Regions from separate parts of the Homo sapiens genome. Here region 2 is linked to region 1. Evidence: chromatin contacts called from ENCODE Hi-C or POLR2A ChIA-PET data. All regions are on one chromosome and are shown on one strand. Each heading gives the region's core, a stretch centred on a gene start or an enhancer-like site at or near the end of the contact. The rest is flanking DNA. Distances are from core to core; before and after follow the strand shown.

Region 1 (7,424 bases), core at 2,363-4,862:
ATACTAAGGCTTATATTGCATTAGTAAAATATTTTTGTTCTTTATAATTTTATATAGTTTTTAAATTAAAAAAGCATATAATAGGTGGTAAGTGCTAATGATGGTAATCAGGCATCTGGAGCGGAGGAATAGTTAAAATTAAAGCTTCCTTTCCTACTCAGAAAGTGACCTAGAAACGGCTTTCAGTGCCTTAGGATATTTGGCCTTGCCAGCCTTAGGGAGGGTTGAGAGGTGCAGGTTGTCTCTGAAGTTTGTCTTTATGTTCTATTAACAAGTCTCAACCTCGAGGCTGTGTCTGATTTATGGGCTTGGCTTGGTTCCACCCCTCACAGAGGTGGACTAGGGAAGCAAAGGCAGCAGCCAGGCTATCCGTCACCCAGAAGCTAACTGTAACCAGCTGATTTAGATTCTCTGCCTTGCTTGCTTTTCCTGAACTGTTCTTCATTATCATGATTCTGGTGCTCACATTATCTGAGACGGCAGGCTTTCCAATATTTTTATTTAATTTTTTTCAGTTTGTACCTCTTCTGACTGGGGTAGTTTACTTGATAGTGTTTAAATTCAGTTTTTTTGGAATACTGTGATTATGACTTTATGAATATATTAGGGATAAACATGCTTCTGTATAGTCTTCTTAATATTTAAATGTTTGAAGATAAGGGATGAATTTGGAAACTGAATTTCTCTCTCAGGTTTATTTATTCTTATTGTCAATTGTTAGCTACTCAGGAATGGCTTTAAGCCAGAGCAGTTAATTCTTTTCTTACCTTGGTGAAAGTGGGATCCAAGACTTTCAAGAGTCAGCTGAAAGGGTGATGCTGCACATTCTATCACTGGAGAGGGGAGAAAGCAGCCTTTTAAACTATTCCTGCACTCAACAGTTTAGTTATCATTATTTTATTGAGAAGAATAACCAGAGCTTAGCCACACTCAAATATAAAAGTACTACTGGCTATGTGTTAAGTGTGTTAGTACATTATTTCATTTAATGCTTTAATTTCATTATTTCATTATTCCCATTTTTACATGTGGGGGTTCTGAAGCTCAGAAAGGGTCATTTATCTGCCAAAAAGTCACATAGCTTGTAAGCAGTAGAACCAATACTTGGGCCTCATGGACTCTGTAATGCATGCTCTCAACTACTGTGGTGATTAATAATAGCGCCCAAAGACAAAAATAAAGGAGTTAAAGCATTGTATCATTTTTTTCATGAGTTGTTCTAGCTCCATTACACAATGACTGTTTTAGAAACTGATCAGAAAATATGCCCTTAAATGATTCTAAAAATCCTTTTTTAAATTACATTTTAACTCTCAACTTGGAGAATATATAATAATCACTGGTGTTTTACAGTTACCAACGATGAGGCAGCAGTTGTGGTGATTATGAATTATTGCCTTAACCAATTTATTTTGCTGTATTTTTCTTTTTATATACGCAATAGACTAATATGTTAAAAAAGATCTCTGTCAAAGTAAGACTAAATGGCTCTTAGAATAAATGTAAACTATTTTTAAATTATGGGAAAGCAACTTGTCACAATTTAATTGTCAGTGATTTTCTCCTATTGGAACATAAAATAGTGTGTTTAATAACACTTTAGATTCAATAAAGTACAATATGCATTATGCCCATACAATGTCCATGCAAATCTATTAAGTAAAAAAGCACCAGTGCGACATTTCTCATTGTGCCTACTACATTGTAAATTTCTTGCCAACTGGATCATCTTTATATCCCAATATCACCCAGTGTAGTGCATGCAAGTGACAGATACTGAATAAATCTCTGTTGAATGAAACATGTAATGAGACTGATTTTCTTATATTCCCAGAAAGAGAAATTTAAAACAAGAGTTCCAAAAATATTTTACCAAGTGTCAGCATCATTATAATTATTGTAGAACTTCCTGTGATAATGACCTTGCTCAAAATATCATGCTAATTTTAATGTATTTATCATAAGGAGCAATGGCCTCCTAGAAAGAGCACAGTTTAGGAAGTTAGAAGATTTTAATTTTGATCTTGGCACCACCTTCCTATGACATCTTAGGTAAGTCATTTAACCACATCCTGAACTATAAGGATAATAATTAACAGCTCTCACAGCTATTGTACATGGTCAAAGTCATTGTGACTGTAAGTGAAATTATAAATGCAAAATCATTCTGAAAGCTTTAGAAAATGCTCACAAATATAATGCATTATTATAAATAAAATTGTCTTGATTTAGAGAGCTTGAAGTTTCCAACAGAGCTAATCAGAACCAAGGGACCCCAGCTTGTTACGATTATCATTAGGACAGGACTGGTCTAGTCATTTTCTTCTTGGCACTGTTCTTGGCAGGGTAGATGCTCAGTACATGTTTGTTTAATGAGGGGATACATGAATACAGAAGCAGAACTAATAACTGTAATAGATTTAGAGGACTATCTATGGACTTTATTTTCACAAAATTGCACAGTCCTTTGAAAAGGAAGTTGGGATAATGAGAATACCTTATTTCCCCTCAATGTGGAGCTGGGATTAAATGTCAGCATTGCTGGGATTATGCAATACATACTAAAAAAAATTACCCTTTTGCCCCTGATCTGATATTCTTGAAATATCTGGACAGAAACAACATTTTGTATAATAAAAAAAGTTTTGTCTGGAAACTGCAGGTTTCCATACCAGTAGTCACTATGTAGCTAATAAGATTTGGAAATTGGATTCTTATTAATACAGTTATGCTCCACATAATGACATTTCAGTCAACAATAGACCACATATCTGTTGGTGGTCCTACAGATTATAATGGAGCTGAAAAATTCCTATCACCTAGTCATGTCATAGGCATCATAATGTCATGGTGAAATGCATTACTCACATGTTTGCGGTAATGGTGGTATAAACAAATTTACTGTGCTGCCAGTCATATAAAATATAGCATATAGAATTGTGTATAGTACATAATACTTGACAATGTTAGTAAGCAACTATGTTACTGGTTTATGTATTTACTGTACTATACTTTTATTGTTAGAGTGTACTCCTTCTACTTATAAAAAATTTAACTGTAAAACAGCCTCAGACAGGTTCTTCAGGAAGTATTCCAGAGGAAGGCACTGTTATCATAGGAGATGATATAACAGCTCCATGCCTGCTATTGCTCCTGAAGACCTTCCACTGGGACAAGACATGGAGGGGAAAGACAGTGATGTTCATGATCCTTAGGTTAATATGTGTGTTTGTGTCTTAATTTTTAACAGAAATTTTTACAAAGTAAGTAAAAATAAAAACTTTTAAAAATAGAAAAAGCTTATAGAATAAGAATATAAAGAAAAAATACTTTTGTGTAGCTATACAATATGTGTGTAAGCTAAGTGTTATTACAAGAGTCAAAAAGTAAAAAAAAAATTGAAAAGTTTGTAAACAGTTCCAGTAAGCCAAGGTTAATTTATTATTGAAGAAAGAAAGAATTTAAAATAAATTTAGTGTAGCCTAAGCATACAGTGTTTCTAAAGCCTGTAGTTGTGTACACGAATGTCCTAGGGCTCACATTCCATTACTAACACATTCCGTTCCTCACTAACCATTCACTCATTGACTCACGCAGGGCACCTCCCAATCCTGCAAACTCCATTCATGGTAAGTGCCCTATAGAGGTGTGCTTTATAAAAAAACCTTTTATACTTTATTTTCTGTACCTTTACTGTTTAGATATTTTTAAATACAGAAGCACTTACCATTGTGTTACAATTGCCTTCTGTACAGTAACATACTGTTCAGGTTTGTAGCTTAGGAGCAATAGGCTATACCACATGGCCTAGGTGTGTAGCATACTATAGTATCCAGGTTTGTATAAATACACGCTATGATGTTCCCACAAAGATAAAATTGCTTAATGATGAATTTCTCAGAATGTATCCCCATTGTTAAGCAATGCATGACTGTCCTTTTTACAAATACTGCAGATAGAACTTTCATGTTTAAAAAATGTATCATAGCAAATTTGCTCATCAATCTAGCAAAATGTGCTTTTTTACTGAGATATAACTTGAACATTGAAATTAAATGTTTTAAATCATGTGAGTAATCCTGTCTCTCTTAAGAATGTCAGCACAATTAACAAAGGTAAAGTATATTTTTTCTGAAGGAAAATAGAATTGATTTATGAATATCATGCTGCCGCTTGGTGGCACTCTTTACTCATTTAAAGCAACTGTGACACCCAGAGAAAAAATGTGTTGGTAATAAAGCAAAGTGACAATCCAGGGAGAATTTCAATAGTCTAATTTTAGACATAGCATTCAGGTGTTTTGGTATTCTGATAGCTTGGATCAGGTGGTTTCTAGAGCTTGCCAGTGCACTGGAGGTCTAAGGGATGTCACTCAGGTTATGAAATGTATCAGGTTTGCATATAATGATATTTTTACTCTCCAAAATTTGGCATATTCGATTTACCTCTTTGATTTTCTTTTGTCTCCATTTTGGAGGACATGGTTTTTAAAGCCTGACGAGTGTATAGAGAGAAAATACATAATGAGTTATTTTCCATAACTTGGAAATAAGAAATAACTTGGATCAGTAAAAATTCTACAAAGTAATCTATAACAACCTTTTGATTGCTAGGTGGCTGAGCCTTATTTACAAATGAGATTTAGAAAAAGGTAAGGAACAGCTGTCATGAGCCAATTTATTCATTGAAGAGCATTTTTTAGGAAGTACAAATTGGGGTAAATGCACACATATAATGCCGAGTGGAGCAGGGTTGTTAAATCAGTCTGAATGCAAAATGTTAATAATGGCATCCTGGCCAACTGTCACTTTTTCACATGACCAGCCACCATTCCAAAGGTTTAATTTGACATCAATCATTTTAATAGAACATTAGAAAAGAAATTATATTAGAATATTGTCAGTGGGATATATGGGACTAGAATTTCCAACTCAGTCTATCTTGTTCTTGCTATGTATAAAAATACTCAATACTAACCATTTTTCAGCATTTGGAGTAGGAGGTAGAAAACATTAAAGACCCATGCCTATCTTCATTACAATCACAGAGTCTGGGCAACAGTCCCAGCCTCCAGCATAAAGAAGCTCCCAGAGTGTAGCGCATTAGTGAGTATAGTTCACCTTTATCAGCTGTGGCATCAATCACATTCTGATTAGTTATATTGGGTCCCCACCTAAGCCACTCAATTATGAAAATCTGTCCAAGGCAGAACTAGCACGCCATTGCATTTGAAATCCACTCAGACAATCACATCGATGCTAAGATTCTATGTCTCTCATTTTAGCAGACAAATTTCATTGAGAAGCAGCCACATATGTTTTGGACATGGTTTCTCCAAGTATACTCTGAGAACAAATGTGTTTCCAAAATACCCAGATGATGGTTAAAATGCAGATTTCTTGGCCCTTCTAAAGAATGGGAGTTAGCATAGAGCATCACCATTTTCAGGAAACTCTCTGAGTGATTCTCATGCTTACTACAGTTTGAGAACTACTGTTTGGTGAGGAACAACTCCTGTGACTATGTAAACATCAGACATAATTTCTTGACCATGCAGTATGTGTTTGCCACTGTTCATCTTAACAGTGAGTATGTTTCTAATTTTAGTAACTCTTTCAAGTTCTTTGGAACAAGGGTCTTGGATTTAAAACTATGGTGTATATCAAATATCACAGAACTAGAGTAGCTTAGAATTAAACTACGGAGGAATATTCTGATTGAATTTTTGATTTACCAGAAGTATACTGTTTTCACAAAATATCCAGGGATAATCGTTAGAGATGGTGCTTTCCCAGGAAAACTAACATTTGTTGATTATCTACTCTGCGGCAGATTCTTTATATTGCAATATTCCAATTACTCCAAAATGGTCTTATTTGATTTCCTGTTTATCTATTACATGAAATGATGTGAACATGTCATCATTTGAAGCTGGTAAAGGTTAATAGGGATTTCTTGCTCACTGTTAATCAGGTTCTCTCAGGGACATTTGAGTTATTATTGTTAAGATACACTTTGAAGGCTCTTAAGGATCTCTGCACCATTTTTAGCTGTCTTTTTTTATTTTGAAAATCTTGTATCATATGTATTTTTAGATACTTTTACAGTCCTTGCTTTTATCTTATCTTTCATTCTGAGCTCACAGTAACTTATGGCTTTGAGCCAAAATGTTCAATCATATACTTCCTTTTTAGAGTTTCTACCATGATATTTCTCAGCTAGTGTAGAAGTTTATGTCACTTAATGGGCATGCTTTGTATGCTGAATATGCTCAAATAGTCAAAAGGCACACATAATTGTGAATAGCAGAATCCAATTTTAAGTCTTATTTCATATTCCTATATTTCTAGGAGGATATCTTACTGCAATGTGACGTTTAACAAGAATAATTATCCCTTCAACTTCTGGATCACCGTGAGGGTTCATAATAAAACTCCTGGCTCCCCAGAAAGGCAACTGGGAAATCACGCAAATCAGACTTAAAGGCTCCTATTTGATTCTTACAAGAAATTAATTCCACAAGCACCATTGTATAGTGTGAGCAGAAAGAGCATTTCTAGGTTCCATCAACATTCTGTTCTGTACCCTCAACCTATTGACATGAAAGCCATGTTTCTAATAATTGAGACTGTTTGCTTCTATCATCTTTCTTTGAGACTTGCATACTGATGGTAGTTGGGAAATAATAGCTTCCATTATTTCAACTCTTGCCTGCTAATGAGAATCTGAAAATGATTTGAGACTAATTCCAACAAGGTCTCTCAAAATTATCTACTCTGGTGGCTGTAGTAAATAGTAAATATAATCTATTAATTGTTGAATTTCAGAATTGAAATGGGCTGTAGCAATCATGTTGCTTAAATCTTTTATTTTACAGAAAAGGAAACAGGTGTTAAAAAATTTATTTCACTGTAAAACCAAATTTGCAGCTTTACATAATAAAATGCTAATAATTTAAACTGCATAGGAATGAATAAAACTTGAACATTCAGGTTTATACTTGAAGGATGAAAAGTCTAAATCTGCCTTCCATTTTGTTTTATTGTCTTTTGATTTCTTTCTATAATTATTTATACTTAATCCACATTTCTTAAAATGAGATATTGATAAAAGCCCTAGTTTTCTCCAGTTGTTTTCATGTCAGAGAACAAATTCCAGGGGACAATATGCATTATTTTGATGATCGTAAATGGCATCACTTAATAGTATCCACCACAACTCACAATAATAATTCTCACAGATTTTCTTTTGTATATTCTGCTTTTCCTTGCCTTGGACTGAGAGCATTTGATTTTGAAGAGCTGACTGCTTATAAAGTTTACCTGTTTATGACACTCTGGCTGTGCTCTTGGTGCTTCTAACAGTCCCTGAAAGAGCAGGCAGATAAATTAACTTAACAGTGAGCCTGCATTGATTCCCTGGTG
Region 2 (7,424 bases), core at 1,284-3,783, 210 kb before region 1:
CATTTTCAAATTATAACTGACATTCATTTTCTAAACAGGAGAGACCTCCTGACAGTATGTATCCCTTATCTGATCTGCCCAACATTTGCTTAGAGAAGTGACAGACACTGACCTTTTAGTCCTCGTTGCATATAGCCATAAGGATAATCTTTATGACTTTAAAAAAAGATGGTCAATTCCAATTGAAGCAGACATTATATCAGATGATTTACATACTTACCTAATTTATCATTATAACATTCTGCAGAGATATAATTTATCTCCATTTTATGTTTTTTCCCAAGGTTATACGTTTTGTAAGGGAAGTAGAATGTGAACCTATGACTTCTTCAAAGAAGCTTCTTCCAAGTTCCTTCTCTGAGTATATGACACTGCCTTGCTCTTAACAAACAAACAAACAGATACTTCATTCCATTTCATTCATCAAAATTCAACTAAAAAATTACCTACTGATGTGTTACTCTATGCCCAGCCCAGTGGTACAGTTCTAAGCATCTTAAAACCTTGTTATGGAGTCTTAATATCTTTATGTTTTAGCTTGTGCCATTTTAGGGAAAGTTATAATTTACATTGTTCAGAGCTACTCCCTGGCATATCTTCAAGACTTAATAAAGATTTTGTGGAGGTGGGAAGATGGAAAGATAAAAAAACAATCAAGGCCAAAGAAAGACCTCCATGCATAAGATCATTGGCTCTGTATAAATGGAATAAAAAGCATGAGATGGCCTGTATTTTATTAGGATAACACACTTGAGGTAATATCAAGTTCTAAGCCAAAACCTTACAGTGTAACTTTTAGAAATTCTTGTATCACTGCGAAGTAATTTAGGACCAGAGCAGGGGTGGCTAAATACAGCCTGCAGGCCAGATTAAGCCCACAGGGATATTTTGTCCACACTCAGCTCCCACTGAGAACAAGCAACAACCTTCAGCTGTGGGCGGACGCTGACTCACAGACTGTGTTGCTACTCAGAGCCTTGCCAGCACCAACTAGCTCCAGAGAGATGGGATAGGGCAGTGTCAATCTGGCCTCCAAGGCCCTTTCTGGCTATTATCCCCTGGGACTTGATGATTCAGTACTGCCACAGATCCTGGATTTGTTGGCTAAGCACACCCATGGAGAGAGGCATGGGAGAATGGAAAGGTAGCTGTAGCAGAGAGAGGAGAGTAGCAGTGGTGCCTTAGAGGATGCTTCCTCTTCCTTTGCAGGATTTCAGTCTCATGAGAGTGACCCTTCTGTGTGTCGATGAGTCGCCAGGGAGGGGTTTGCGAATGCTGGGTACAAGTTTACCTGCTGACTGCTGCCCCTTTCAGCAACCTGTTGCCAGTCATTTGTTAGGAACCACTGTGATCTCTTGTAGCTGAATCAGACACCCACAAGAGACCACAGATACGCCTTGCTCTGCCACGTAGTGGGAAAGAATGTCTCTCTTCTATTTTGAGTTACACTTAGATTTTTTGCTCGTGGACTCTTTCCCCCCTGTGACTTAGACATGAAAACTTGTGGAGCTGGCATGGGGACAAAGCAGACATGACATTGGACTCAGAGACACCACTCTCCTCTAGTGGCCAAATCTTTGTGTCTGACTTCTTGTTCTGATAGGATGAGCTATTTTCCTTTCTTCTTTTCTTTTCTTTTTTGTATTTTTTGCTTTCAGCCAACTCACAGCAGGATGAATTCTTTTCTAAGGGACTCATGGTTGTTCACACAAAATGACCTGTGGATAACCAAGCTACTAGCTTGCCAGGCATATCTATATTTGTTGGAACCTCGGGAGTGGGCACAATTTAACACAAATGGAAATTTGAATACACAAGTTATTAATGAAATGTCAAATCTACCCTTTACTGTCCTTGACTCTATAAGATGTAAATAATTAGAATTCTAAGATTTGCCTGTAATCTGGGAAATTTATTTTAGAAAAATCTCTCTGAATATGACATAACATGGAGTCAAATGTCAAGGGAGAGAAAAAAATGGCATAGATGATATGGGAAGAATGGTAGGATAAAACATTTCAAAGAAATATTTTTAACCCCTTCTGGCTTAAGAGGAAAATTACATTTTTGCAAAATAGTCACAACATGATGCACTGATATTTTGTAAATAAACTGTAACTTTAAATTTAGTTTTAGAAAAACCAGTGTGGACAACAGAAAACTTCGACTTATATAAAACTATAAAAGAATGTTATACTATGTTAAACTATAAAAGAAAACCAATTGTAATACAGTATGGAGAAGACTACATACCTAATTGTATCAGTCTCTTTTCACTTTCATTTTCAAGGTTATCACCCTTCAGTGAAGATAAACACTACTAAAAGCTTGTCAGCTCTTTTTGAGACAGGATAAAGGATTTGTTTCTTTGCCTGTCTCAAGGAGATAGATGTGGACTTCAGTGTCCTTCTATAAAGCAGTCGAAGAGCCTAAACAAGATGAAGTGGCAGCATGTTGATGGAGTATATTCGAAGGTGACAAGCAGCCTTGCAGACAGTTCTGCAAACAAGACTTCAGAGAGCTCTTACGATAGGAAAAAAAAAAAGTGCCCTTCCAAGGTTAGAAGTTAGGAATGCATTGTGCCTTTAAGAAGGCCAGCCCACAGATGAGGACGTGGAGTTTTCTTTTGCCTGAAGGGCATTTTCTTTTTAAAAATGATAGACATATCCTAAACATTAATTTAGAGTTTTCAGAGAATGAAATAGGCTTCAGAATTTTTTTTTTAAAGATTAGAATCGGAGAGTTCTTTTACAGGAAATACCACAATTTACAATTTCTTTGGCAAAGTGTGAACTGGGTAGCTCTTTGAACATTAGAGATGGTTAGAGCTGTGAAAGTTTTAAGATATTATCTGGTCCAATTGCTTCTTTTAAGAGAATAGAAAGGTGAGACCCAGAGAGTGTTAAATAACTTGGAGTAAAAGGTAAAAGGGATAGTGTGTAGGCAGGACCAGACTAATATTTTTATTTCTGGTCTTGTAAGTTTCATTGAATCATTCTGTGCAATACTGAATATACACTATGTCATGCAAAATTACAGAACTCTGTGTGTGTGTGTGTGTGTGTGTGTGTGTATGTGTGTGTGAGATAGAGAGACAGAGAGAAAGAGAGAGAGACTAATCAATAAGCCTGTTTGGCTACCATGTAGTGGCTGCCATTTTTTCCTTCTGTTTGGGCTCCCCGATGGGTAGTACTTTTGTGGGACATTCTCTCCTAAAAACACATGGCCACCATTTTCTCTATATACTTCATTGGAGCCCTCAAGGTGCTAATAGTGTCCTGTGAACTGGGGGAAATTACCTCTACACTTCTGCTCCTTTTTGTCTTAAACTCTGTTTGAATGCTCTATGGGTAGACTTTTAACATTTTTTTATAATGTAAAGTTTTTGGTATTAGCTGTCATGGAGCATAAGACTAATTTGATTTCCTCCCACTCTTCTATTACTGTAATTTCCATGGCTCAGTGGCTTCTGGCATCCATACAATGGACAGTTGGCAGGAATTAGAGTGACGTGGGGGACTGCTTGTTGCTTACTGCTTGAGTAACTTTTATTATTTCCAGTGGGTGCAAAAGAAATCAAAGGGCTATAGCTATATATGCATTTTTTTCCTTGGGTAAATTTGGGCCTCTAGGGGAGTCAAGAGTCTTGGCAAGAAATCTATCTTGACTGGCCAGCGATTGATACAAGAGTGGGTTAGGGAAAAAACCTGTGCTATTCTCTTCACTTCTCCTGCCATGTGATCCTGAGCAAGCAACTTAATTCCTTAAAAATGTACTTTTGTCATTTGTGATACAGGAATGATAAGAGTAGCTCCCTCAAAGGTCTGTTTTGGATAAAAAAAGACTGCATTAAGACATCTTGTATCACACTGCCTCAATAAACATTGTTATCAGTGTTCCCTACTATTCCTTTCAGCAGGCAAAAAGACTGGCAAGGATTAGGGGTTGCAGGGAAAATATTTGCAAATAACATACAATAAAAAACTTAAATCCAGAATGTATAGAGAACTCTTACAAAAATAAGAAAACAAATGGCCCAGTTCAAAAATGGGCAAAGATTTAAGTAGACACATCATCGAAGAAGGTATGAAAATGGCAAATAAAGATGCTCATTAATCACTGGGAAATGCAAATTTAAATGCAGTGAGATAGCACTACATACCAAGTAGAAAGGCAATAATCAAAAAGACGTAATATCAAGTGTTGTGAAGGATGTGGAGGAACTTGAACTTTCTTCAGTGCTGGAGGGAATGTAAAATGTGAACTGGAAGGCAATTTGGCAGTTTCTTAAAAGTCAAAAATATAGTTTCCTAGAATCCACCCAAAAGAAATGAAAATATAAGTCCACAAATTCTTGTATGTAAAGATTCATAGCTATATTATTCAAAATAGCCAAATAAGAAGTGTTAAAAAAATCTAAATGTCCCTTAATTCATGAATGGATAAACAAAATGTGATATATCCATTTTGCTGAATTCTACTGAGCAATAAAAAGGAATAAATTATTAATACATGCAGCAACATGGATGAATCTCAAAAACATTATGCAAAGTGAAAGGAGCCAAGCACAAGAACTACATGTGTTAAGATTCCATTTATATGAAATTTCTACAGAAAGCAAAACTATTGCCCAGAAAAGCAGATCAATAGTTATGTAGGTATGGGTATTGTAGTTGGGACTGATGGCAGATGGGCACAGAGAAACTTTCTGTGGTGACAGAAGTGTTGTAAAACTGAACTGTGGTGGTAGATGCACAAGTGTACACATTTATTAAAATTCATTGAACTGTATACAGAAAATGGATACATTTTATAATATGTAAATGGTACCCAAATAAAACTGTTAAAATATATTTGAACAGGGGATACAATGGTCACTGGTTGACTTTTAGCTTCCTAGTATGCCTTTCACTGTTATTTTGGTAATAGCAGTGTAATCTTTTCCTCATTGACGAAAGCCAAGGGAAGGGCGGTTAGTACTCTCTGTTTGGAAGAAGGGAAAATCTTACTTCAAACTTTCTTAAGAAATAAAGAAGAGGATTAAGTTGTTGGCAGTATTTCAAGCCTTCCGTGGGGGAATAAGGGAAGTCCCACTGGCTATGATTGGTCTACCTTGGGTCCTGCGCCTTTCCTTGAACCACCCATGGTTTCTAGGGAAATATGGTTTAAATGACTGGTCAAGAGTAAGTCACGTGCCACTTTTGGCAACTTCACCAGAAACTGACCAACTTTGGGTTTTCTTTCTTTGGAGAGAGGTTGAGTCCTTTGTCAATTTTATTGGCAATACTTACAAAATGTTGGATAGGGACATTTTGGATCTATAATGTAAAGAAGGATGATGTATGAGGATATCAGGAAGCCAAAGGGCTGGACCAGGGTGGACGTTCCTTGTTTTCAGCTGCCTAACATCCATTCCAACTTTTGGTATTGCCAAATTTCTTTTTTCAAGGAATAGCCTCTCTCCATTTTGAAAAATGGGGTGAGGTGGGGCATATGATTGCAGTTAAATTAATCAGATGCTTGTTCCATTAACATGAAACCTGAGTAGATTACAGACAAGACTAAAATTAATTTGAACAAATTCATTCAAGGGAGGGTGTATCCTGGTGACTCCTGGAGCTCCTTTGGATCTGTTGTTCAACATTCCCATCAGTTCACTATTGCAAATATTTCTAACAAATTTACCTAAACAAGACAGACTTAATGAACAAATAACAGGCATTATTAAACTAGCAATTCTTTTGTTAACAATATGAACAAAATAGATAATTGATGAATTTGTATGTTGGGAACTCCACTTTGGTATTTATTTATTTAGAGACGGAATCTCACTCTGTCACCCAGGCTGGAGTGCAGTGGCACGGTCTCGGCTCACTGCAACCTCTGCCTCCTGGGTTCAAGCAATTCTCTGCCTCAGCCTCCCAAGTAGCTGGAATTACAGGCACCCGCCACCACGCCTGGCTAATTTTTTGTATTTTAATAGAGATGGGGTTTCACTATCTTGGCCAGGCTGGTCTTGAACTCCTGACTTTGTGATCCACCCGCCTCGGCCTCTCAAAGTGCTGGGATTACAGGCGTGAGCCACCACACCTGGCCCTGGTTTTTAGTTCTCTACCACATTTGTGTTTGTCATTCATGAGCATATGTGAAAATGTATACCTGCATGAAGATGCATTTATCATAGGTAAGGAGTGTGAATTTCAAGACAGTAAAGGGTGATAGTGAGAGTATCAGCCTGCAGTGTGAACCCTTTATACAATCTATATATTGTGAGGCTAGAAACACGGCTTGGAAGTGTAGTTTTAAAGAATATGATTTCTAGAGATATGGAAGCAGAATAATAATAATAATAATTCGTTCTTTGAAAAATGAAAAGTTAGATATGTGAGTTTTACTTTATTTTTTTTTATTATTATTATACTTCAAGTTTTAGGGTACATGTGTACAATGTGCAGGTTAGTTACATATGTATACATGTGGCATGCTGGTGTGCTGCACCCATTAACTCGTCATTTAGCATTAGGTATATCTCCTAATGCTATCCCTCCCCCCTCCCCCCACCCCGCAACAGTCCTCAGAGTGTGATGTTCCCCTTCCTGTGTCCATGTGTTCTCATTGTTCAATTCCCATCTATGAGTGAGAACATGCGGTGTTTGGTTTTTTGTCATTGCGATAGTTTACTGAGAATGATGATTTCCAATTTCATCCATGTCCCTACAAAGGACATCAACTCATCATTTTTTATGGCTGCATAGTATTCCATGGAGTATATGTGCCACATTTTCTTAATCCGGTCTATCATTGTCGGACATTTGGGTTGCTTCCAAGTCTTTGCTATTGTGAATAGTGCTGCAATAAACATATGTGTGCATGTGTTTTTATAGCAGCATGATTTATAGTCCTTTGGGTGTATACCCAGTAATGGGATGGCTGGGTCAAGTGGTATTTCTAGTTCTAGATCCCTGAGGAATCGCCACACTGACTTCCACAATGGTTGAACTAGTTTACAGTCCCACCAACAGTGTAAAAGTGTTCCTATTTCTGCACATCCTCTCCAGCACCTGTTGTTTCCTGACTTTTTAATGATTGCCATTCTAACTGGTGTGAGATGGTATCTCATTGTGGTTTTGATTTGCATTTCTCTGATGGCCAGTGATGATGAGCATTTTTTCATGTGTCTTTTGGCTGCATAAATGTCTTCTTTTGAGAAGTGTCTGTTCATATCCTTTGCCCACTTTTTGATGGGGTTGTTTGTTTTTTTCTTGTAAATTTGTTTGAGTTCATTGTAGATTCTGGATATTAGCCCTTTGTCAGATGAGTAGGTTGCAAAAATTTTCTCCCATTTTGTAGGTTGCCTGTTCACTCTGATGGTAGTTTCTTTTGCTGTGCAGAAGCTCTTTAGTTTAATTAGATCCCATTTGTCA

The links. Hi-C counts contacts between places; a loop is a spot of excess contacts on that map. ChIA-PET counts read pairs that join two places held with the same protein, here RNA polymerase II (POLR2A). Pooled maps may share reads with other maps.
Region 2: a loop to region 1 is called in a map of MCF 10A, with 3 times the contacts of the local background. The contact joins the promoter of LINC01825 here to the enhancer-like site in region 1. A Hi-C loop is called at or near these places in 1 of 168 maps with a recorded cell type or tissue (MCF 10A), 2 of 37 single-sample maps with no recorded cell type and 8 of 50 pooled maps. POLR2A ChIA-PET finds 5 or more read pairs at or near these places in 2 of 52 experiments (PC-9 and activated CD4-positive, alpha-beta T cell).

What each region holds. Positions count from the first base shown.
Region 1 is chr2:195,315,424-195,322,847 of GRCh38, reverse strand. The region is part of intron 1 of LOC105376755 (a long non-coding RNA gene); the gene reads left to right. Among named protein-coding and RNA genes, the nearest start is that of LINC01825, 210 kb to the left of the region's middle. Within about 2 kb of position 3,612, at least 3 of the 41 ENCODE cell types and tissues checked have a DNase peak (open chromatin) inside an H3K27ac peak, as active enhancers do.
Region 2 is chr2:195,528,073-195,535,496 of GRCh38, reverse strand. It overlaps LINC01825 (long intergenic non-protein coding RNA 1825), which reads right to left and starts at 2,533. Exons shown (of 3, transcript NR_186609.1): 1 at 2,254-2,533. RefSeq lists an enhancer at 1,334-1,383.